Linked DNA regions of Homo sapiens: region 1 is linked to region 2. A link is a loop called in an ENCODE intact Hi-C map of the cell type or tissue named here. Cell type or tissue: ascending aorta. All regions are shown on one strand. Links, peaks and the distances in the headings refer to the core of each region. The heading gives the core; the rest is flanking DNA.

The links. Peaks named below come from ENCODE experiments on the same cell type or tissue, not always from the same donor. Only the 100,000 strongest peaks of a DNase experiment are listed, where the experiment ranks them.
Region 1: a loop joins it to region 2, with 17 times the contacts of the local background. A loop is called at or near these places in 28 of 110 quality-filtered maps.

Annotation. Positions count from the first base shown.
Region 1 is chr2:172,670,988-172,678,785 of GRCh38, forward strand. It overlaps a transcript of PDK1 not described here. Among named protein-coding and RNA genes, the nearest start is that of RAPGEF4, 61 kb to the right of the region's middle. RefSeq lists a silencer at 2,094-2,388. In ascending aorta, for the core only: a CTCF peak has its summit at 3,896 (motif pointing left); a DNase peak (open chromatin) is centred at 3,861.
Region 2 is chr2:172,592,107-172,599,904 of GRCh38, forward strand. PDK1 (pyruvate dehydrogenase kinase 1) reads left to right here. Exons shown (of 11, transcript NM_002610.5): 10 at 829-942; 11 at 3,723-7,798. The coding sequence ends at 3,863. Among named protein-coding and RNA genes, the nearest start is that of PDK1-AS1, 40 kb to the left of the region's middle. RefSeq lists a silencer at 1-39. In ascending aorta, for the core only: a CTCF peak has its summit at 1,778 (motif pointing right); no DNase peak of the experiment used is centred there; H3K27ac peaks cover 1,894 bases.

The DNA of each region.
Region 1 (7,798 bases), core at 1,489-6,488, 79 kb after region 2:
CATAGAGATGTTTTGATTTTTTATGATGTAGATGTTCCTGCAAAATGACTTATCTTTATAGGAAGGATGATAAAAAATCTAATTCCCTGCCGTGTTTTGGGTGTCTTTTTTTTTTTTTAAAAGCACAACTTAATAGCTTGTCTTTGCAACTGTTATTCTGAGTATCTTTTCTTTATCATATATTGTAGGATAAGTTTATTTTGCAGTTACTTGTTTTGCGTCATCCTAGTCTTTGTTAAATCTAAAGACCTTGAACAAATTTGGTTTTCTTTCTCATCAACCACTAAGACCCGTAAGATTTTGTCACCTTTATATATCACTACTATAAATAATTATGTTATAACTATGAATAATTGATATCTGATAATTATATGAATAAATAATATATATATCATTCAAAGATAAATTTTTTATTCTTTAGGAATTTTCAAGCTAAAATAACCAAAATAGATTGGAATGTATCTGTAAGTTAATGCTTTTTTTTTAAGCTCTTAATATATTTAGGCCTCAGTTGCTCCCTCAGAGGATTATAATACTTCTTCCCTCTATTGGTTTTTTTTTTTTTGGTTGTTGTAAAAATAACTTGAACTATAGGTTGTGAAGTTTCTTTGTAAATTACTGTCTAAATGATTGTATTTGATATAATGACTATTCTTGATATAGCACACACTGATAATGTAATAAACCAATAAATCTGAGCACACGTGAGTCATAAGGGGTAATTACATCTCTTTTTATCTGTGTGTCTATGGTGAAACATGAATGCAGAAGAGAAAGAGAAGAGGCAATGTTTCTGTCTTAGAGTAATAGTTTATCATTGCCCTTAGGATATCCCTAGCAAGTTACAATGAAAGTGAAGACAGGTAACACAGTAAAAAGTGAAATACATTTCAGAGAAGGGAAAACAAGATAAAAATTTGGAGAAAGATGAATTCTCAATAAATATTTATTTCATGAGTGAACAAATTAATTGGATAGGAGAGAGAAAGTCAGCTGCCGTTTTTCTCTTACTATTTATATGGGAAACCTCCAGAAAGATAAGCACCATGAGTTGGTAGAAGTGGGAATCTTGGTAAGGAGAGCGTACTTGACTTTGAAAGAGACAAGAAGTATTCTTGCAATGTTTGTAGGTCTGCAGAGAGGAAGACAAATGTAGATCCTTCCCAGAACTATTGATTTTATATTCTTTATCTCTGAATCAGTTGAGCCTCTCATTTTAGTCATTCTCCTCCCTTTTCAAGCTGTTTAAAGTTTGAAATTAGCATCATACATCAGAACAAACTCTCTTGCTAAGTCATAGCTCTCCTTTATGTGTTCAGTGATTGTATTTTTATCCATGAATCACCAGTTCTCTAGATGACATACCTTCCTTCCTCCACTCCTTGCTAAGTAAATTTGTTTATTTCACCATTTGTTCTCTTCACAGTCTAAATGTTAAGCACATTCCCATAATTATTGAGGATTTGTGATTTTTAAATAATGACCCCAAAAGGCTGCTGAGACCTCCCTATCCAAGCACACCTCGTTTAATTGTGCTTTGCTTTATTACCCTTCACAGATACTGCATTTTTTACAAGTTGAAGATTTGTGGCAACTCTTCATTGAGCAAGTCCATCAGTATCATTTTTCTTTCTTTTTTTTTTTAAAAAACAAGATGCTTTTCTTTGTATTTTTACAATATCATTCAATAAAAAGCAGTAGAAACATAACAGTGTTAATATTAAGTTTACAAAGGAATATTTGAACAAAAAATCTGTACACATTATAATTTACAGCAATTTTATGTGGTAAATCCACTGATTGTTAAAAAGTGTTCTTTATAAGTCGCTCTGCTGCATTAAATCTTGGAGTATTATAGATAAAGAATGCACCTAGCTCTATTTACAAATGTTAGCAGCAGGACATACCCAAGTCATACAGCATCAAAGCATGTTACCAGCAGCAAATCCATATGGGTCTTCAGCAGCCTCAATTCCTGCCTCCTCAGAAGAAATAATTCAACTGAGGGGCATGAGGCAGAAGGAGAGACTGAGGCAAGTTTTAGAGTGGGAGTGAAATTTATTATCAAGCTTTAGCACAAGAATAAAAGGAAGTAAAGTACACTTGGAAGAAGGCCAAGTGGGCAACTGGAGAGATTAAGTGCGCTGTTTGACCTTTGACTTGGGATTTTCTATGTTGGCATACTTCCCGGGTCTTGCATCTCTTCTCAACCTGATTCTTCCCTTGGGGTGTGTTGTCCACATGCACAGTGGCCTGCCAGCACTTGGGAGGTGAGCATGTGCACTGTGTTTATTGGAGTTGTACGCATGTTCAATTGAGGCATTCTTCCCTTACTAGTTGAATGTCCCTTGGAGGTCATATGCCAGTTAAATTCCACCATTTTGTCCCTTAATAAACATGCTTGAGCCCAATCGCCCAACTCCTGGGATCTTATCAGGAAGCTGCTGATCACTAGGCTCAGGTTTTTCTATCTATTGGGAAACTGCCTTTCCCTGGCCCTGGCTATGACTAATTATTATTTTAGAGAGACAGTTAACAACCTCCCTGAGCATCACGTGATGGTCGCCTGACATTCCTGGTGTGTGTGCTGGGGGAGGGCCCTCTCCTGTCCTGCTCATGACTGACTAGCTACCTACTGTAACACAGGTACCAAATGAAGAATGTAAACTTCCATAAAACCCATCAGTTTAACAGCTCAACTTAACATGTTTGTTCAGAGCCCTGTCTGACATATTGATAAAAGGCCAAAAATTAAGTTTCCATAAAGATAGTAAAGGTGTCTGACTCTTGACACTGCTTTGCCAGACACCTGTAAAGAAAGATTACTCTCAATTGGTCCCATGAATTACATGGTTAAATCCAAAACAACCCATCTGACAAGTGGCAACTTAAAATACTTGTGGAAAATCCATTTCAGTATACTTGTCAGTTTACCTTGGAGCATGGTAGGGGATTAAAGCAAAGTTTGCCACAAGCCTGCGTTAAGTTTGAGCTTCCTTGGATTTAGCCCCATTTACAATTTAAAACATACAAAATACACTCACTATACATGAAATTAATGTTCCTTAAGAAAATAAGGCTTGACTAACAATTTATTGTGAGATGATGAACTATCAACAAAGAAGCCCCCAGGTGCAAGTGCGCACACGTGCTTGGCACCTGATCAGCCTTCCACCAGACCTGGGAGGAGCTGTTTCTTTTGGTGGCCGCAGGTGGCGCAGTTAGCTCATGACCCAGAAGTCTCTCAAGGGTTCAGCGAAACTTCAAATCAAATTCGTCCTGCACTCCGCAGTCCACGCGTGTAACTTTGATGGGTGCCAGGGCACGTTTCAAAGTCGTCCTGTGAGCTTGGCTGGGGCTCGGGACTGCTCTCTGCGAATTTGAGGTCAGCCGGGTGGATATCTTGGCAAACCACATCCTCCTTCAGCCGGAGGATCCCAGAAATGCAGAGCCACTTCCAGAGTCTGATTTTCTGGTCCACGACTATGCTTCTTAAATGTACTGGGAGTCTGGGTTGAATGCCAGGTGGCAGCATGTGTCTTGGGACGTCTTTAGTGTGGCACCACAGGCAATTGTGTCCGCCTCCTCCTCAGGACGCTCCCCTCTGCAGAAGTCGTCAGCACTGTGGATGCAGGTTCCTTTCCATCAGAACTTCCCGATGAAGATTTTCTCTCTTCCTAAGTCCTGTGTGAGTTTTCTTTTATTTTGCCAGTTCTTTGTCAAACTCTGGTTCTCATTTCATCTTCCACCGCCCTTGTCCCGTCTGAACGCCTAGAATGGAGCTCAGGGCCTTCGGGAGGGGCGAAGCCCTCGGGCTGCAGGCTGCCGGGCCGGGCCCTGGGCTTCCTGAGCCTCTCCCGGGCTGTGCGCCCGCGTCCAAGGCGCCACCTTGCGGGGACAGCAGGCGGGGACTTCGCGGGCCCAGTTCCATTTTTCCAACAGCATGTGCTCGCTTTGTCACATTTTGGTAATTCTCACAATATTTCACATTTGCCACCATTATTTTATCTGTGTGATGATGATGTGTGATAATGATCTGTGATCAGTGGTCTTTCATGTTACTATAGTAATTGGGGAACCACGAAGCACGCTCATAGCAGATGGCAAACTTGATTGATAAATGTGTGTGCTCAGACAGCTCCACTCACTGGCTGCTTCTTGTCTTCTCTCTCTCACTCTCTCTCTCCTCGGCCTCCCCATTCCCTGAGACAGAACAATATTGAAATTGGGCCAGTTAATAACCCTATAGTGGCCTCTAAGTGTTCAAGTGAAAGGAAGATCTCACCTCTCTCACTTTAATCAAAAGCTAGAACTGATTAAGCTTGCTGAGGAGGGCATGTTGGAAGCCAAGATTGGCCAAAAGCTAGGTCCCTTGCACCAAACAGCCAAATTGTGAATGCAAAAGAAAAATTGCTGAAGGAAACTACAAATGCTACTCTAGTGAGCACTAGAATGATAAGAAAGTGAAGCATCCTTATTGCTGATATGGAGAAGGTTTGAGTGTTCTGGAGAGATTATCAAACCAGCCGTAACATTCCCTTCAGCCAAAGTCTAATCCAGAGCAAGGCCCTAACTCTCTTCAATTCTATCAAGGCTGAGAGAGGTGAGGAAGCTACAGCAGAAAAGTTTGAAGCTACTAGAGGTGGGTCCATGAGGTTTAGGGAAAGAAGCCATCTCTATAACATAAAAGTGCAAGGTGAAGCAGCAGTGCTGAGGGAGAAGCTGCAACAAGCTATCCAGAAGATCCAGTTAAGATCATTGATGAAGGTGGCTACACTAAACAACAAATTTTCAATTTAGAAAAAACAGCCTTCTATTGGAAGAAGATGCCATCTAAAACTTTCAGAATTAGAGAGAAGAAGCCAATGGCTTCAAGGCTCCAAAGGACAGGCTGACTCTCTTGTGAAGGGTTAACACAGCTGGTGACTTTAAGTTGAAGCCAAGGCTCACATATTATTCTGAAAATCCTAGGGCCCTTAAAAATTATGCTAAATCTCTTCTGCTTGTGCTTTATAAGTAAAACAACAATGCTCAGATGACAGCACATCTGTTTATATCATGGTTAACTGAATATTTTAAGCCCACTGTTGAGATCTACTGCTCAGAAAAAAATAGTTCTTTCAAAATATTACTACTGATTGACAGTGCACCTAGTCACTCAAGGGCTCTAAGGGAGATGTACAAGGAGATTAACATGATTTTCATGCCTGCTAACACAACATCCATTCTGCAGTCCATGGATTCAGGAGTAACTTTGACTCTCAAGTCTTATTTGAGAAATACATTTTGTAAGGCTGTAGCTGCTATAGATAGTGATTCCTGTGATATATCTGGGCAAAGTAAATAGAAAACCTTCTGGAAAGGATTCACTATTCTAGGTGCCATTAAGAACGTTAGTGATTCATGGGAGGAGGTCAAAATATCAACATGAACAGGAGTTTGGGTGTTGAGTCCAACCTTCATGGATGACTTTGAGGGATTTAAGACTTCAATAAAGGAGATAACTATAGATGTGATAGAAATAGAAAGGGAATAGAATTAGAAATGAAGCCTGGAGATGTGACTGAATTGCTACAATCTCATGATAAAACTTGAACAGATGGGGAGTTACTTCTTAAGGATAAGCAAAGAAAGTGGTTTCTTGAGATGGACTTTACTCCTGAGGAAGATGCTGTGAACACTGTAGAAATGATAAAAAAGGATTTAGAATATTACATAAAGTTAGTTGATAAAGCAGCAGCAGGTTTTGAGAGGATTGGCTCCAATTTTGAAAGAAGTTATATTGTGGGCCAAATGCTATCAAACAGCATCTCATAATACAGAGAAATCTTTTGTGAAAGGAAGATTGAATCCATGTGGCAAACTTCATTGTTGTCTTGTTTTAAGAATTTGCCATAGCCACCCCATCCTTCAGCAACACCATCCTGATCAGTCAGCAGCCACCAATATTGAGGCAAGACCATCCACCAGCAAAAAGATTACAACTCACTGAAGGCTCAGACAGTTGTCAGCATTTTTTAGCAATAAAATATTTTAAAATTAAGATACGTATAGTGTTTTTTAAATACATAATGCTTCTGCATACTTAACAGACTACAGTATAAAGTAAATATAACTTTTATATGCACTGCGAAACAAAAAAAATTGTGTGACTTCATTGCAGTATTCATTTTATTGAAGTAGTCTGGAATCAAACTCACATATCCCCAAGGCATGCCTATACATTGCTTTTGTTGCAGTGTGATAAATGGTGTCGTTTTTGCAGCAAGTAGCATTTTTGCTTCCTCAGATGGGACCGGAAAGTTCAGAGATTTTTATTAGTTAAGGTAGCAATGTGCCATGCTTCTTTCTTTCTTCATACACTTCCTTTATTTGCTGAAGCCTTTCTTCCAGTAGCTTCCTAGAGTATTTGCAAGGTACATTTTGTATCTATTTTGCCTTTACACTTGATTATTTGATTGGGTTTAGAATCCTGAGAAAAAGTAAATTTTTCCTTAGAATTTGAAGAGAAGTCTCAGGACAACAGCTTTTCAACAAGTCCAGACAGCAACTTGCTCTGGATTGCAGCCAGAGGAAGAGGGCTCCAGGAACAAGGCTGTTAAGGGAAAATAACAATTGGAAGTGTTTGAGCACTTAGGAAAATTATTGCCTAGACATTTCACAGCTCTGTTAAAGCATTTTGGGAAAAATAAAAGTACACAAATAATTAAACATCTTAAAAAGAGGCAGTTGTTAACTTCAGAGAAAACAAAAGTTTATACAAGAATGAAAACATCACAGTGAAGTTATTTGGCTTAGCAGTGAATAATACTTAGATGGTCAAAATAAGGTAAATATTGATTATGGATTTAATCCAAAACTGTATAGCTACATTGGGAGGATGAATAAAAGGGAAATTAGGCCGGGTGCGGTAGCTCACGCCTGTAATCCCAGCACTTTGGGAGGCCAAGGCAGGCGGATCACCTTAGGTCAGGAGTTCGAGACCAGCCTGGCCAACATGGTGAAACCCTGTCTGTACTAAAAATACAAAAATTAGCCGGGCATGGTGGTGGGCGCCTGTAAATCCCAGCTACTCAGGAGGCTGAGTCAGGAGAATCCCTTGAACCCAGAAGACGGAGGTTGCAGTGAGCCAAGATTGCACCACTGCACTCCAGCCTGGGTGACAGAGGGAGACTCCGTCTCAAAAAAAAGAAAGAAAGGGAGTCAGAGGGCTCAACCACAAAGGGAAGTCTATCGATCCTGTAATGAATCACATAGAGACACTTCTGAGAGTGAAGGGACCACTGGCTATAATTATTCTGAGACAACAGGTACAAATTGGAATTGATGGGCAAACTAGATGTATGGTCACCCAAATTACAGGCATATTATTTTAAATGTAGAGGTAAATGCCAGATGAGACAGGTAATTCAGTTGGAAGTGGCAGTCTCTAGGGAGTGGGATTGGTGGTTGGAGAGAGTAAGACAGGAGACTGTTGGCTTTTAACAGTCTATTAGTACTATTTGATTTAAAATAATGCTTATGCATTATATTAAAATAAACTTAAAAGTTGACTTTTTAGAACAGATTAGATTAACATTGCCTAATGCTTTTTGATATAAACCAAAATGTTCCTTTTATAGCAAGAGGCCATATAGAAGGACTCCTGGAATACTTACTTCCTATACTATGTATTTGATTCTTTCCCCAATTTAAGAAAGGTGCCACTGGAGGGACAATAAGTACTAGGTCCTCTTTGTCTCTGAAATAGGGCCTTGGCACAAAGTAGATGCTTATTAGTTATTTGTTAATGAATAAA
Region 2 (7,798 bases), core at 1,295-6,294:
TTTTGATAGGAAAGCTACGGGTTGTCAGTGGTCTCAGTGCTTCCGGGCTATGCCCTTGTTTACACTGACAACAAGGTGGTATTGGAGTGTTATAGGGTTACAGAGAAGACCTTCAATTATCAGTTATAGGTTTTAAATTTACCCTGGCTTTTGAAGGAATAGGGTACACTGTTTTTTCTTTACTACTTCTATCTCTCTTTCTCTTTGACTTCTTTGCCTCTCTCTTTCTGACTCCTCTTTGTCTCTTCCTCTCTCTGACTTTTTGTGTCTCTCTTTCTCTCTCTCTCTGACTCCCTCTTTGTCCCTGTCTCTTCCTCTCTCTGTCTCTGACTTTGTCTCTTTCTTTCTTTCTCTCTGACTCCCTCTTTGTCTCTCTCTTCCTCTGTCTCTCTCTCTGACTTTCTGTCTCTTTCTCTCTTTCCTTTCTGCTGGTCTTTCCCTGCCTCTGCCAGCTGCTTATGCTGCTCTTCTCCCCTCTCCTGGAGAAGTCCGCAGACCAAGAACCCACTGGAAGGAACCAATTCCAGACACAATACGACCGAGCAGGCCAGCAAGGAAAAGCAATATGCTTTTTCGAGACCAACCACAAGTCATTTTATAGAAAGAATAAAGAGTTTTAAATGACCAGAGGGAAGTCAGCTGATACAGTACTCAAGTAAACCTCAGCTTAATCATTGTCAATGCTTAAATATTAATTATATTAAATATAATGCATCTCTCAGATGCGGGCTCTGATAGCCCCGTGGTACTCAATGGCATCTATCTTAATTAGAAAAGTATTTCAGTGTGTGTCTTTCTGAATAGAATTTTGTTTTTCTCATCAAACAGGCTGGTTTTGGTTATGGATTGCCCATATCACGTCTTTACGCACAATACTTCCAAGGAGACCTGAAGCTGTATTCCCTAGAGGGTTACGGGACAGATGCAGTTATCTACATTAAGGTAATAGCTGTAGTCTTCTTGATTTAATATTTCTTTTGATGATAAGAACAGATGTCCATACTTAACTGTAATGAAATTTAACTCTACCACATGCTGTTTAAATAGAAAAAAACTATGGTTTTTTGCTGGGGATCTCACCCATTTTGATAGATGATCCCCTAAAACTATGGGGAAAGAGATTTGTATCCTGGAGTGATTAGGACTCTGTCTATTAATAGGAAAAAAATTGGGTTAAAGTAGAGAATCATAAGTTATATATCATACAAGTTTAATTTTAACATAAAACACATGAATGGACATTGATAACGCCAAACTTTTGATGTACTGCCAAGGCTTTTTTTTTGTATATGGGTCTGCAGATTGGAGTGTCACATTGTCTTTTTTGCAAAAGCTGTACTGACAGTGCATCATTTTAGTTTCTTTAAACCAACAAGTGCATACTCTTTTTGGACTTTTATGCAGTCCTTTACAGATACCTCCTGACTGATTTGACAGCAAGTTTTATGTGACTTTCCTTCATGAGTCTTTCCAAAACATTCATCTTAGTTTTCAAGGAAACATTCCCCTTTTTATTCTTTGCTTATGTAATAAATTTTGTAATTATCATGACAGAATTGTACAAACAGATTTGGGAACAAGCACAAGTGACTCTTGGTAAGCATATAGCTTACCTAATGGACACAGAAGCACTTAGTCTGCTTGCCTGGAGTGTTCAATGCATTAAGGAGGGTTCCACACATTTTACATGGTGGAAAAACACTAGGTTCCATCATTCCCCTTCTTCGGCTAACTGGTGGCTGTTTATGCCTGATTTAGTGACTCTAGTTTCTTGTTCTGGCCACTAGATGGCATCTATTTTATAGGAAATGTTGAAGAATTTATATTGGAAAAAATATCTGAAAAGACTAAATTCTTTCTAGATGGTATTTTTTGTTTTTTTAACCATGTCAATTGCGAGGGAAAAGGGCAACATCAATGCAATGTTTTTCTTTTTTTTTTTTTTTTGAGACGGAGTCTTGCTCTGTGTCACGTAAGCTGGAGTGCAATGGCATGATCTCGGCTCACTGCAACCTCCGCCTCCCGGGTTCAAGCTGTTCTCCTGCCTCAGCCTTCCGAATAGCTGGGATTACAGGCGCCTGACTAATTTTGTATTTTTAGTAGAGATGGGGTTTGACCACGCTGGCTAGGCTGATCTCGAACTCCTGACCTCAGGTGATCCGCTTGCCTTGGCCTCCCAAAGTGCTGGGATTACAGGCATGAGCCACCACACCTGGCCTAGTGCAATGTTTTTATGACAAAATGTAACATTTTGATCTAGCCCAGGAGTGTCCAATCTTATGGCTTCCCTGGGCCACAGTGGAAGAACAGCTGTCTTGTGCCACACATAAAATACACTAATGATAGCTGATGAGCTTAAAAAAGATTGCACAAAAAAAAATCTCATAATGTTTTAAGAAAGTTTACAAATGTGTTGAGCTTCATTCAAAGCCATCCTGGGCCGCATGCAGCCTGTGGGCTGTGGATTGGACAAGCTTGATCTAGCCTGTAGATCAAGAAATTCTGGAATATTTAGAGAAATATGGAGGTGAAAGGTTTTTTGTTCTACCTTAGGGAAAATAGAAGATAAGAAGTCTTAGAGAATCATTAAAATTGTCAACATCAAAGACTTTAGCATTATCAGAATGAGATTTTCTTGTTCAGGGTGTTCTGCATCTTAGGAAATGCCTTTGGCCTGGGATGGAAATACTACTGAAAAATCCTAACTTGAAGAAGATAACTAGAAATGTAGTTTATCTCAGGTTCCAGTGACTTATAGGAAGCTGAAATACAATGGAGAATTACTGGTAATAATATATGGAAAACTGAAATCATGCATGATGCAGAAATCTTGTGCACAGTGACTGAAATTGGAGGCCGGAGAAGACACAGATTCAAACCCAGGGCCAATAAATGTTCACGAAAAAGCTAAGATGCCTTAGACATAGATTTCTATTTATTAATAATGTTATAATGAGTTTTTAAATTTTTATGTATTTATAGAGTCAATATCTTGCTTTGTTGCCAGGCCGGAGTGCAGTGGTACAATCATAATTCACTACAGCCTTGAACCCCTGGGCTTCAAGTGATCCTCCTCTCTCAGTCTCCCAAGTAGTTAGGACTACACCCATGTGCCACCATGTCCAGCTGATATTTTTATTTTTTGTAGAGACAGGATCTTGCTATGTTGCCCAGGCTGGTCTCCAACTCCTGAGCTCAAGCAATCTTCCTGTGTAAGCCTCCCAAAGCACTGGGATTATAGGCATAAGCCACCGTGCCTGGCTTGTGATGAGTTTTTTTTAAAGCACAGTGACTATGCTGAAAAAAACACTATTTCTTCTAGTAAATAATTAAAATAGAGTTCATTAAATTTATGTGCATCTATTAAGATACATATATCGATTTGTATGCTTTTACATTTAACCAACTTCTTCAGTTAGCCAACTCTGATCTGGGTCATGTTTTGTGTAAAATTTCAGTCCAGCAGCTTCCAGGATGGCTGGGGAATTACTGTAAGCAACAAACTCAGTCAACCTGCACATCAGTCAGTGCCATAGATTTCATAAATAACACGTTTCAAATATACATACCATTTAAAAGTATATTTAGGTGGTATAAGGATTAATAAGATACTAATAGAATATTATTTAATTTGTCGTAACCTTTTTGCCATTGTCTATTTTCTCAAATAATGAATTCTAAAAAATGCCAGACTTAATAGGTCTTAGGTTTTTCTTTTTCAGGCTCTGTCAACAGACTCAATAGAAAGACTCCCAGTGTATAACAAAGCTGCCTGGAAGCATTACAACACCAACCACGAGGCTGATGACTGGTGCGTCCCCAGCAGAGAACCCAAAGACATGACGACGTTCCGCAGTGCCTAGACACACTTGGGACATCGGAAAATCCAAATGTGGCTTTTGTATTAAATTTGGAAGGTATGGTGTTCAGAACTATATTATACCAAGTACTTTATTTATCGTTTTCACAAAACTATTTGAGTAGAATAAATGGAAACTGAATTCCATTTGTGCCCGTTAAACCTCCTAAAGGATGAAATTGCACCTATTTTACACTTATATTTTCACAGTTAATTGAACATATTTTTAAACAACTGTAGTTTTGGGCAACTTTTCACTTTGTGGTAGACTTCAGAAGTGTGGAAATCTTCGGGTTTCTATAGGAAACTAGTTTTTTTTTTTTAAGAAATACTTTCATTTATGTTTGCTAGAAACATTTTCTAAATGATAGTGATTAGCTGGTTAGCCATCTTCCTGTTATTTGGAGGAGTTCTGCCATCTTTTATTCGGTAGTGACAGCTGTAATATGGTCTTCATGTTTATCAGTGACTTGACTACAAGTAAAGCAGAAAACAGTTGGCCTGTAATCACAGAACCAGCCACCCTTCGGCGTCTACATGCATTGTCTTAGCTCTGAGGTTAATTTACCATTTTTAAATTTTATTGTAAAGAAGTGTAATGACTAGCTCTCTGTGGATCTATGCCAAAATCATGGGCCATCTTTTCTAAGTGTACTTCTGATTAATGCAAGGGGAAATTTTTATACTGAAAACAAACAAACAAACTAGCAGCTACTAAAATAGAGAAGAAATTGAGGGCAAAGTAATATGTCTCCAAAACTGAACTGATTGCTTGTTGAGATTACCTAGAAAGCTTTTGGAAAAAAATAGAGCTTTTCTGCATCCTACTCCAGATACACTGAATCGGAATCCCTAGGGCTAGAGCCTAGAAATCTCACTTTTTAAAATGCTTCCAAGGTAAGTCTGATGCCTACCCTAGGTTGGGAACCACTCTTTCAAAGTAAACAGTGATGACACAGCATTTGCTAAAGTAACATCTGTAGGTTTTGGTTTCCACCTATTTAAAGTCAGATTTATAGACTCGAGGAGACAGAAACTGAATCCCACACCTGGTGCAATTAGAAGCATAATTAGAAGCAGAAGAACAAAATGCCACGTAACCAAAGCATCAGAGCCATCATTGCACGTGTCTTTTTTTCTTTTTTCTTTTTTTTTTTTCAAGACAGGGTCTCGCTCTTTTGCCCAGGATGGAGTACAGTGGCATGGTCAAGGCTCACTGCAGCTTCAATCTTCTGGGCTCAAGTAATCCTTCCACCTCAGCCTCCCATATAGCTGGAACTACAGTTGTGCACTACCACACCCAGCTAATTTTTTGATTTCTTGTGGAGATGAGGTCTCAGTATGTTCCCAGGCTAGTGTTGAACTCCTGAGCTCAAGAAATCCTCCTGCCTGAGTCTCTGAAAGTGCTGGGATTACAGGCGTGAGCCACCACACATGGCCTATTGCACAAGTCTTGACAAACAACATATATTTTCTAAAACTATCCAGATTTCATTATCAGGGAAAAGTTTGCTTAGGTTTATTACAGCAGTCCTTGGCATTTGTATGGTAATTTGTACTTTACAAATACTTTGATATATTATAACTCTATTGGTCTTTGAAACAAAGCGATACAGTGTAGGTGGTATCATTCTCTTTCTCACTCAGTGTGGCCCAGAGTTGCTCAGAATTGGAGCAGAGCCTGAGACGTATCTGCAGATCCTGTCATCAGCTGGCAAGTCCAGGAGACTGTGTCATTTAGAGACTGTGTTGTTAGTTATCCCTCAACATCTTCTAAGGTGGCAGGAAATAATATTGGAAATAACATTTTAAAGTAAAAATTTTAAAGTTTAAAGAAGAGTTTTGCCACTTAAACAGGGGAGCTTTGTCTGGAAAATACACTGAGTTGAAACACTTCATCCTTGGAAGGATTATATAAGATGAACAGTTGTGATAAATGTGTAGATTAGAGGGATGTGAATGGGCAGTTAGTCCAGTGCCCTCATTTAAGAGGCCAAGATCCTGATTCAGAGGAGGCATCCTTTGCCCAGAGCTGCTTAGCTAATCTGACCAAATGTTGGGAAAAATGTCTCACCTAACCCACTATTCCTTAATTATGGATTTTGTGAAAAACAATAGAACATGTTAATGAGTAATTTATATTAGTTCGATGTATTACAATTTTTTAGCTTTAAATTACAGTTTTCTTATAATGTTGAAATGTTTTAGAATCCTTTGAATCTAAGTATTTGTTTCCTAAATGAAACATTTGTACAACATTTGATGTTTTTACTTATGAAATATTCTCCTCCCCCAAGAAAATTTAAACTTTTTCTCTCTATTTAAAAGCTAAGAAATGTTTTAAAGGAAAAATGAAATTATCTTCCTTTAGCTTATTTTTAAGGTAAAACAGCTTTTTACTCTGTTATTGTGGTAATGGACAGAATATTACATACAAAAATATTCTGGGAGAGCTTTTTCCTAGTTGGTTTTAAATCATTGTGCCACCTGAAAGGTTTTTAGATTTTATAGGAGCTAATTTGTCCACCAGCATTAATGTAACACAGTGTAGTTATGAAAATATATTGAAGGACAGGAAGTGGACACGAAGTGATTTTTGTAACCTGAGCAGTTAATGAATGTGCCAACATTTTCTAGGAAGGGACAGCAAGAATATTCTGCTCTGTAGTTAAAATACTGGCTGGCTTTTGATGTCTTCATGCTTAATTGTGATCACTTTCTTGCACTGTGATGTTTTTACGTGAATATGTTGAAGTAGAAGTCTACCATATTATTTTATAAAATGTTTTCTGTATGGCAATAAACTGAAAACATGGATCAACCCTTCTTTTGAAAATAAACTGAGTCAATTTAGCCTTTTAAAAATATAGTCATCTCTTTTAAATAGAATCCTCTTCCACCATCAAGGCTCAACATTTTGTAAGCATCCAAAAAATTGGTAATTAGGGGGCTTGCACTAAATTTCACTATCTTCAGTAGAGAGGAACTGTTTGGAACTTAGATTTCCAATGTGTATATTCTAATGGAGAAAGCAAGAGGTAGAGTTTGTATGTTTGACTTACCTTAGATTTTTATTTTCCATACATACTGCAAATGATTGACTTGTTGCATAAATGAAGATCTTCTGTTGTGTGCTTTTCAAACACTGTAAATAAATTTGAAATTTGAATAACTTTCCACAGTATAACTGTAAAAAAAAAAAAAAAAAGTCTTAATTTAACCAGCATTACCCTCTGCTTGTACCAATTGAATGGCAGAACTACTATAGTCAAAAATAAATTCCTATCCTATTTTTAATTGATGGGATATAGGCAGCACAATTTCCCTTCATTGTTGAAGCCAACAAGTTCCGTAACAGAACTCCAGAGGTAAATAGCTGGGAAAACTGTTAGTTTTAAGGTCCCACTGTTGCTCTGTGAATGACTAATCAGAGGAAGCCAAAAATCAGCCAACTAATTTCAGTTTATGTCTTTAATTGTGATGTAAGTGTGAAGTTTCTACATATGGGTAATCAGGGTTGAGTTAGGTAGTTTGCAAACATGACTTTTGCTGGAGGAACTTTTAATCATGTCTTATTAATTTCTGGTCCCAATAATTAATTTTCTTACAGTCAAACCCAATGCACTTGAAAAATAATATAATTAATACTGTGTGAAGAATTTTTTGCATGTTAAAAAAAGCAAACCACTAGTTTGCTTAGTTCTGGCATTCATAAACTACTGTACCTTCTGTTCTATTGACATGTTTGGAAAAAAGAATTGAACATATGTACCACCCCCCTCTTTCTAGAGTCTCCACAGTTCTTTAGCAATTGCTAACCATAGGTTTTTAATAGCAAAAGACAAGATTGTCAGTTTTTGGTGCAAAACTCTACTCTTTTTGGTTGACTTGGAAAAGCTGTTGTTTATATTGGGAATTGTGACAGCTGTCTTTTACTTT